Regions from separate parts of the Homo sapiens genome. Here region 2 is linked to region 1. A link is an interaction called in ENCODE POLR2A ChIA-PET data of the cell type or tissue named here. Cell type or tissue: A673. All regions are shown on one strand. Links, peaks and the distances in the headings refer to the core of each region. The heading gives the core; the rest is flanking DNA. Region 1 overlaps ASB13 (ankyrin repeat and SOCS box containing 13). Region 2 overlaps TASOR2 (transcription activation suppressor family member 2).

Region 1 (4,396 bases), core at 261-4,260:
CATTTTTCATTGCATTAATATCAGCCAATAGCTCTCCAAAACAGACCTATCATCAATGTATTCCCCACTAGCAGCCTGTGCATTTCCATTTGCCCACATGGCCCACCCATCCACACTGTGAAACTCAGACCTTTCAATGACTGTCTCAATGGCGACATTCAATGGTAATCACTTTGTTGAATTAAATATTAATTTGAATTTCCCTGATCACTTCTCAGCATCCTTTCCTGGGAGTGGACATTTCAAGATCCCTCTTTTATAAAGCCCTGTTCTTATTCTTTGCCCAGTTTTTTTCTATTGGGTTGTTTATCTTTTCTTTTTTGTAGAAATGGGGTCTCTTTAGGCTGCCCAAGCTTGTCTCAAACTCCTAAGCTCAATCCTCCAGCCTCAGCCTCCCAAAGTGCTGGGATGACAGGCATAAGCCACAGCACCTGGCCCATTTTAATGATCTATCATAAGATCTTTATATATTTTGCTTGCCAATTACTTGTTATATATGTTGCAAACATCTGCTCCAAATCTGTCCACTGCACACTGCATTTGAAAATGTAAACTGAGAAGTCTTATGACTGCAGGACTCCTGAAATAGATGGTATGATCTTAAGGCGGGAATAGTTCACACAGCTGCAAGATCTACAAACATCAACAAAACCACACAACAGTCAATGTAACTTTCATATTTGGGGACCACTTTAGGCTTTTCAAGGCATCTTTTTTTTTTCTTTTTTGTGGGGACAGAGTCTCACTCTGTCTCCCAGGCTGGAGTGCAGTGGCACGATCTTGGCTCACTGCAACCTCCGTTTCCAAGTTCAAGCGATTCTCCTGCTTCGGCCTGCTGACTAGCTGGGATTACAACCATACACCACCACAGCTGGCTTATTTTTGTATTTTCAGTAGAGACAGGGTTTCAACATCTTGGCCAGGCTAGTCTCAAACTCCTGGCCCAAGTGATCTGCCCACCTTGGCTCCCCAAAGTGCTAGGATTATAGACATAAGCCACCCCACCCAGCCAAGGCATCTTTCAATCATTTAATTTCAGCCTCATAAAAACCTGAGGCGGCCGGGCGCAGTGGCTCACACCTGTAAACCCAGCACTTTGGGAGGCCGAGGCAGGAGGATCACGAGGTCAGGAGATCGAGACCATCCTTGCTAACATGGTGAAGCCTCGTCTGTACTAAAAATACCAAAAAAAAAAATTAGCCGGGTGTGGTGGCGGGTGCCTGTAGTCCTAGCTACTCAGGAGGCTGAGGCAGGAGAATGGCGTGAACCCAGGAGACGGAGCTTGCAGTGAGCCGAGATCGTGCCACTGCACTACAGCCTGGGCGACAGAGCGAGACTCCACCTCAAAAAAAAAAAAAAAAAACACAAAACCTGACGCTGGGGACCCAATCTCGTCCACCTGAGGTGACGGGCTTGGCTCAGTGGTTGGTCATCAAGACCCCTTCAATGCTCCAAGTCTGATCCATTATCTCGGTTTTGCAGCTTTCCGGAACAACTCAGAGTAGAGAAGCAGATAAACCTGTGTGCAGTCACAGCCCTGCATAAGGGCAGGGGAGGACCCAAAATCCCAGTCACCTGGTCCCGTGGACAGCGTCTGTCTCCCCCAAGAAAAGTCCACATAAGGGGGGTGCTGAAGTTGGCATCAGGAGACCTGGGGAAGAGATGGGAAAGTGTGGCTCCCTGGCAAGCACAGCGCTGCCAAACGACCTGGGACACAGCAAGACGAGAGCCACCCCTCTCCATCCACACAGGATGCGCCCATCTTGGTGTTTCTGCCCCATAAGAAAAGAGTCGTGTGAACACAGGGATGCACTTTATTCCGCCACTTTTATTGAGCAACAGCCGTGGGGACCTGATTCTGCGCTAAGTGCTCTACTGTGAGACATCACAGGTTGTCATTGCTAGAGGCAAGAATCTCTTACAAAGATGAAAGGGCAGAACCCAGTGCTTTTTTTAATGGTTGTTATTCCATGCAGAAACACTGACTGATCCAGAACTGGTAACTAAGGCGGTGATCAAACAGGAATGCTTTTCTTCTCAGTTTAGGACGAAGACCCGCCATGACAATGGCGGGAACGCTGGAGTAAAACCTCACGGCGGCCAGCATGAAGTTTTTCGCCAGATTTGTGGCCCCACCCCCAAGTACCCACGCGGAGAGGCCTCCAGTCATACAGCACAAAGGGCATCGCCTTGGGCAGCTCAGGCTCACTCTGTTCCACACTGTCTGCGGTGGGAGGCTCGGGCCGGCCTGGGTGCATCCAGTGAGTACCACGTTCCCTTTTCCCGGCACACTGTCTCCAGGACAGGCGTGACCTGTTCTCCAGAATGGGTAGAGATGGGGTTTCATCAAGTTGGCCAGGCTGGTTTCAAACTCCTGACCTCAGATGCCCCAGAAACCACTCATCCCTGAACTAATCATGCAAAGTCCTCCAGTTTAACTCCCTGTTGTGGGCGGGGTTCTTAAAATTTATGAAGGCAAAGACTCCTAGGCCGGCCCATGCAGTCTGAATACGCTACCGAATGCTCCACCTATGGCTTATAATGCAGAACGACCTGTTTCTATCACTGCAGGACGGGATTGCAAGATTTTCTTATCCTGCCTTGGCTGCAGAGTCCCATTCCCGTCCAACTCAAAGCACTGGGACAATGCTGGATGTGATAGATGGTCTTACTAATTTGATAGCTTCAAGGAGTTAGCAAACTGTAGGGTGGGTGAAGAATTCATTTGACAACCATAGAAACAGATGAAAAACAATTCCCACAGAGTCTCCAAACAGGCCTTTGCACTGAGAATGCCGAGCCACGAGAATATACACCTTGACACACCTTCACACTGCTGTCGGTTTGAATGGCTCATTACCAAAACCTTAGTGGTACCGCCTACGTGTCCTCTAAAAGGTTTTTATCCTACATATAAACTTTTTACAAGAGTTGGAGACCTAATACTGAAGACAAATTTCCTAAGAAACTCAGTGCTACTTGTGGGGAATACAAAGCCAGGGCCTTCCCCCACAAAGACCCATAGAAAGTCCCTGAGTGACAGATGCGCGCAGGCTTGGGGCTGGGGGATGCCTTGGAAAGTGCTCCAGGAAAAGCATCCACACAGCAGCCAGCAGAGCAGCAGTCCCAGGCCACATCCCAGGCCGACCTTCCGTGGGCCCAGCCATTCCCTATGAGCACCGAGGGCAGTCCTGGTGCCGACCCGGAGGTGGTGGCCTGCACCTGGGGCCTGTGCATCTGCGGCAGGCTGCCCCGGTGAGTGAGAATCAGCAACAATGCCCTCAGTCCCCAGCTCTGCCAGCCTCCTCTGTGCTCCCCACGCCGTCTGTCCTGAGAGTGCCTTTGAGGATGGTCCGTAAAAGAGGAAAACTGGATGGTTGGGCCCATGCCCATTGAGAGGGTAGGTTCTGTAGAACAGCGCAGGGCCACACCCACAACTGTGACCTGAGACGCAGGCCTTCCCAACACCCTGGAAACATTATCCAGGATCCAGGAGAGAAGCCTAAACAGGATCGCAGGAAGGGACTCGAAGGAGCGTTGTTCTATCTACAGCAATCACGCTGCTTCAGAGGAACAGGCAGAGCCCTCACCCGGGCAATGCTGGGCACAACGGGGGCAGCCACGGTCCGGACCCCACCTGCAATTCAGTTGTAGGAGAGGTAATCAATGAGCCGGGGCGGGATGTTTAACTTGGCAATCTTCTCCAGCCCTCGGACGCCAGTGGCCTTCCTCAAGTTCACCCTGCAGAGCTGTGACAGAGTCAGAGGTGTCTCTGAAAAAGGGAGCAAGGAAGGATGTGAGGTTAATTTCAGGAAGAAGCACAACACCTGCAATGGAACACAAACTCAGAGGGAATCGGAAACGCCTCCCTTTCCCCTGGAACCGGGATGTGTCCTGTAGGCCTTCTCTGGAAGGACAGCCAGGAACCCGAGGAAGGGAGCCCAGGAAATGAAGTTCGGGGCATGATGTCCACTGGGATTGCCTTTTGTGGGCTTTGGGAGTTTGTTTGGTTTTGAGGTTTTTTGTTTTTTGTTTTTTGAGACAGAAAAAAAGCGACAGAGGCAAGAATCTCTTACTCTGTCACCCAGGCTGGAGTGCAGCGGCACAATCTCAGCTCACTGCAACCTCCGCCTCCTGCATTCAAGCAATTCTCCTGCCTCAACCTCCCGAGTAGCTGGGATTACAGGCACCCACCACCATGCCCGCCTAATTTTTATATTTTTAGTAGAGATGGGGTTTCATCAAGTTGGCCAGGCTGGTTTCGAACTCCTGACCTCAGGTGATCTGCCCGCCTCAGCCTCCCAAAGTGCTGTGATTACAGGTGTGAGCCACTGCGCCTTTTCAAAACCATGGTTTTGGTTTTTTGAGACACGGCATTATATTTCAGCACCCAAAC
Region 2 (4,396 bases), core at 150-4,149, 71 kb after region 1:
GTCTATTCTGAGCTAACTTGCTTGCTTTCTCTTTCTTTCCTTTCTTTCTCTTTCTTTCTTTCTTTTTCTTTCTTTCTCTCCTTTTCTCTCTCTTTCTCTATCTCTTCCTTCCTCCCTCCCTCCCTCCCTCCCTTCCTCCCTTCCTTCCTTCCTTCCTTCCTTTCCTTCCTTTCTTCCTTCCTTCCTTTCCTTCCTTTCTTTCCTTTCCTCTCTTTCTCTCTTTCTGACATGGTCTGGCTCTGTTACCCAGGCTGGAGTTCAGGGGTGCAATCTCAGCTCACTGCAACTTCTTCCCCCCAGACTCAAGCCATCGTCCCACCTCAGCCTCCAAAGTAGCTGGGACTACAGGTGCACTCCACCATGCCTGGCTAATTTTTGTATTTTTTATAGAGGTGGGGTCTCACTTTGTTGCCCTGGCTGGTCTCAAGCTCCTGAGTTCAAACAATCTGCCTGCCTTAGCTTCCCGGCGTGCTGGGATTACAGGCATGAGCCACCTCGCCCAGCCTAATCTGAACTTTTTTAATGTAGAGCCTGTTTCCCTGTAATAGAGACTGTTTGCCATTTGTCTTGATAAATCCAAGATTTAGCATGATATTGGATGCATAATAGTCACCACTAATAGTTTTGTTTAATGAATATATATACAACTAATTTGGGGGAGGAGAGAGATTTTTGTAAATTGTGTTCTGCTTGATTCCGTTATTTTCAACTAGTGGAATAAAGATGTGGTTCTGTGATCTCTTCATTTTGAAAGATTTTTTTTCAGTAAGGCAAAAGCGATTAAGCATAATATATTTCTGTGTACAAAATTTTCTTTAGAAGTTAAAGACTTTTGGAGGAAAAACATTTCAGATTATGTGTTATAGCTTATAGAACAAATTAAGTCCTTAGCTGAGAATACTTGTCAAAGGAGGTAAATAAATATTACATAATTATTCCTAATACAAATTACTCAGCGAACATTTGTTTCTATAGTAAATATGCTATAAATAGAATTGTTCACTTTATGATTTTTTTTCTTTCTTCATTTTAGCATTTATGACATTAACAGAGAACAGGACTATGTCAAGAATTCTGAGGGTATACTTGGTGAAAATGAATTAAGACCACCCTCCCAGCTACATTCTCTCTTAGAGAAGATCGAGACAGGGTCCCTATCAGAAAAGAGTGGGTATTAAACTAAGTGCTATAAGTCATAACTAATGAATCCAGAATAGAATGATTAAAATGTTTTTAGTTTTAATTTAGATCATGTAAAACAAAAAGACTTTAAAAAATTATGATTTCCAGTACCTATATTTTTTAAAATAATCATTAGTCCAAAAGTAATAGGTGATTAACTTTTCAAATTGCAACATAAAACACGTATGTTCCTCTGTTGTGATTGAATTTAACCTTTCTCACATGCTCTTTATTCATCACTTAAGCCCTAAGGGATATACTTAATGCTTTATAGGCAAGCACTTTTCAAGTTTTACCGTCTTAGATTTTTAGGTTTCTTTGTGGTATAGCCCCCTCTTCATTTTCATAGTCTGGTAATCTTGAATGTTTAAATAAAGCTTGAGCATTGCTCAGCAGTTATGAGACCATTCATTCATAAAGTGTTTGTATTGTTTGGTGCACTGATTGGACTCTCAAATGAAAGTGTATTTTGTAAAGAAGGGAGAGCGTCAAATTTCTAGATGAAATTTTCATCTGTCTCCTCATTTACTGAACAGGAAACTTGTGCTTTCTTGAGAGTGTAATTGATGTCATTATGAACCCATGAAAGATTTAAGATTAGCTATGATTTTCCAACAACTTTGTTTTTAACATACCTCTGCTAACCATAAAATCACTGCTTTTATGCATATACTGCTATATATTGAAGAATACTGGCCTAAAGTGGAAGCATTTTTAACCATAAATAAATAGTTCTGGAAATAAAAATATATATAAGCAAAAAATAATTTGGTACTTGTTCCTCCTCCTTCGTTTTAAATCATTGGCTTTATTTATAGCTATATAGGGAACAGTATTCCCCACACTGGTGTTAATGAAGTGTTCTCTGACCATGTATTTGGGAAACCCTGTATTAGTGTTTTTAATTGCACCATCTCTTCAGTTTTCAGTTCATTATTGTGCATTATGATGCTCAAAAATGAGGACGTATGTAACTTAAATCTGTGCCTACCTATTAATGACTTACAGAATTTAGAGAAGTTGATAATCACAGTCTTCATTTCCAGAGTTACTTTTTAAAATATTTCTTTCAGTGTAAACAATGTGTTTCTCAAATATTGGTCTATAGGTAATTCAATTTTGAAACTTTCTTGCTTTTTTATAAATATCAAATATAAAGTTCCCAAAATTATTGTTTCTAAAGAAATCTTGATTTGTGTTTAGGCTAGCAGTACAGATTATTTGTAAAATGAATTTGAAAATGCTCAGGTTTGCCAGTTTGTTTTGAGTAATGCAGCTAATAAAGCTTTAATTTTAACTCTTATAACTGGTGTTTTGCTATTTGCATCTATTCAGAATATCCCTATTTTTTAAAGCACTGGTATATTGAAGGAGAAAGTGAAACTGAGCAAAAGTAAAAGTAAAACTTAGAATGAATATATAAATCATGTATATCAACTTCAGAATATTCGTAAACATTTCATTCTTTTCTATTTACAGTCTTTCATTTTGATACTTGGAAGTTTATTAAAAGATTTTTTAAATGCCTTGATAATTAAAGTATTAGGACAATTTAGTCTAAATTTAGCTTACTAAAATGTTTGCTTTCATTTCTGAGATAGTCTAGTTTTTGTATATTGGTTACTTACAAGTTAGTTTTAATTGAGATTCTTTTTTCTCTTTAATTTTTGAACTTTAATACATTTGGCAGTTTTGGTAAAAGTAGGAAGCCATATTACTGTACTTCATAACATTTATACTATATGACCAGTACTTCCAGTGCTATATAAATCATTCTCTTCTCCTTATTGTTTATAAATACTAGGTTTGTAAAACCCCCCAACCTTAATAAAGAGAATAGAAAGAGTACAAATAGGAGAGTGAACAGTTAAAATGGTTAGATGCAAGAGTGTCCGTAGGTCATTAGGCTCAGTTCTTGCTAAAGTAGAGACTTGTAAAATCAAAAGGCACAAAGAGTCAGTCAACATAATTACTGGATCCAGTCGGTAATTCTCAATTAGGAAACGTGCCTCTCATGGGAAGGGTGTATCACAGTCCCTCAAAGCTATCTCACATGGGTATGGTTTGAAAAAAGCACCTTCAAAAAATTGTAAGTACAGCTCTGTTGTATAAAATGAAAGAAAGTGATTTTATAATACAACTCACAGGAAGTAAAACTCAATAGACTCTTCTTGACGGGTGAGGAAATCCCAGAGATACAATGATTTCTATTGTGTCTGGTGAGTGGGCAATAGTAGGTCCCTTAAAAGGGACCTAGCTGACTTAGGGATTTAATGAAAATATGTAAAGAGTAAGTTTATCAAGTGTGGCGTATATATTTAAAAAAAAAAGAATAGAAACAAAGGATGAAAAAAACTAAAGAATGAGAAATTGCTCTAAAAGTCTAAGCAGCTCCTGACCACCACCTTGACACTACAGTTGTATCCACTTTTGACCAACTACAGTTATAGTACACAGCTTTCAACCAAAAGACATACCAGGTCTGGCAGGACATATTTTAGCTCCTGTACTAAAAGTAATTCAGCTTCAGTTCTAATTTATTTAGGTTATTTTCTTTACATCAGAGGTCTTTTAAATTTTGTTAAGACAGTACAAATATTTCTTAGTTATATAGGAAAGGAATAGGTGATGTTTTGAGTGATATTCAGTGTGTCTCCCTTAACCCCATCCTTTGGAATCTTAAATAGCTGCGTTATTTTTGTTTGTGTTTTACAGTTTTTGAGACAGTGTCCTTGAGTTCAGACTCTCTCTTCCAGAGGGCAGTTTCACTCCTCCATACTTCTTACTTGGACTCTTCATCTGAGCATGGTTTTCAGTACAGTCAAGTGACTTTGGTGAAAAATGACATTTTCTTAAATGAGGTGAGGTGCTTGGTACACACTATGATGGTTTTGTTTTAGTTTTAAAAGAGGTAAACCCATCATTTTTGGTATATAAGCCTAGCACTTTTTAGCTATAATTTTTCAGACGCAGCAGATCCTTGGAAATAGTCACTTGGAAGGTAATTATTCTAGGGAATAGAAAAATAATGCATTTATGTTTAGTCTTAATGGCAGGAAGAATTCAAATGATGCATTTTTAAAAATTTGCAAGACAAAATAGTATGTTTATAGCGTTTGGTTATTCTGTTCTCTCTTTATACAGTACAAAACTTTTTACCAACAAAAAAAAGCAAGTAGTTATACTCAGGAAGAACTTCAAGACACTTACGGGT

Evidence for each region. Peaks named below come from ENCODE experiments on the same cell type or tissue, not always from the same donor. Only the 100,000 strongest peaks of a DNase experiment are listed, where the experiment ranks them.
Region 2: POLR2A ChIA-PET joins it to region 1 with 8 read pairs; 2 of 35 experiments call an interaction of 5 or more read pairs at or near these places.

What each region holds. Positions count from the first base shown.
Region 1 is chr10:5,637,059-5,641,454 of GRCh38, forward strand. ASB13 (ankyrin repeat and SOCS box containing 13) reads right to left here. Exons shown (of 6, transcript NM_024701.4): 6 at 1,809-3,772. The coding sequence ends at 3,645. Among named protein-coding and RNA genes, the nearest start is that of LINC02677, 21 kb to the left of the region's middle. In A673, for the core only: no CTCF peak of the experiment used is centred there; no DNase peak of the experiment used is centred there.
Region 2 is chr10:5,708,497-5,712,892 of GRCh38, forward strand. TASOR2 (transcription activation suppressor family member 2) reads left to right here. Exons shown (of 22, transcript NM_001321783.2): 2 at 4,327-4,396. Among named protein-coding and RNA genes, the nearest start is that of TASOR2, 26 kb to the left of the region's middle. In A673, for the core only: no CTCF peak of the experiment used is centred there; no DNase peak of the experiment used is centred there; H3K4me3 peaks cover 1,974 bases; H3K27ac peaks cover 2,118 bases.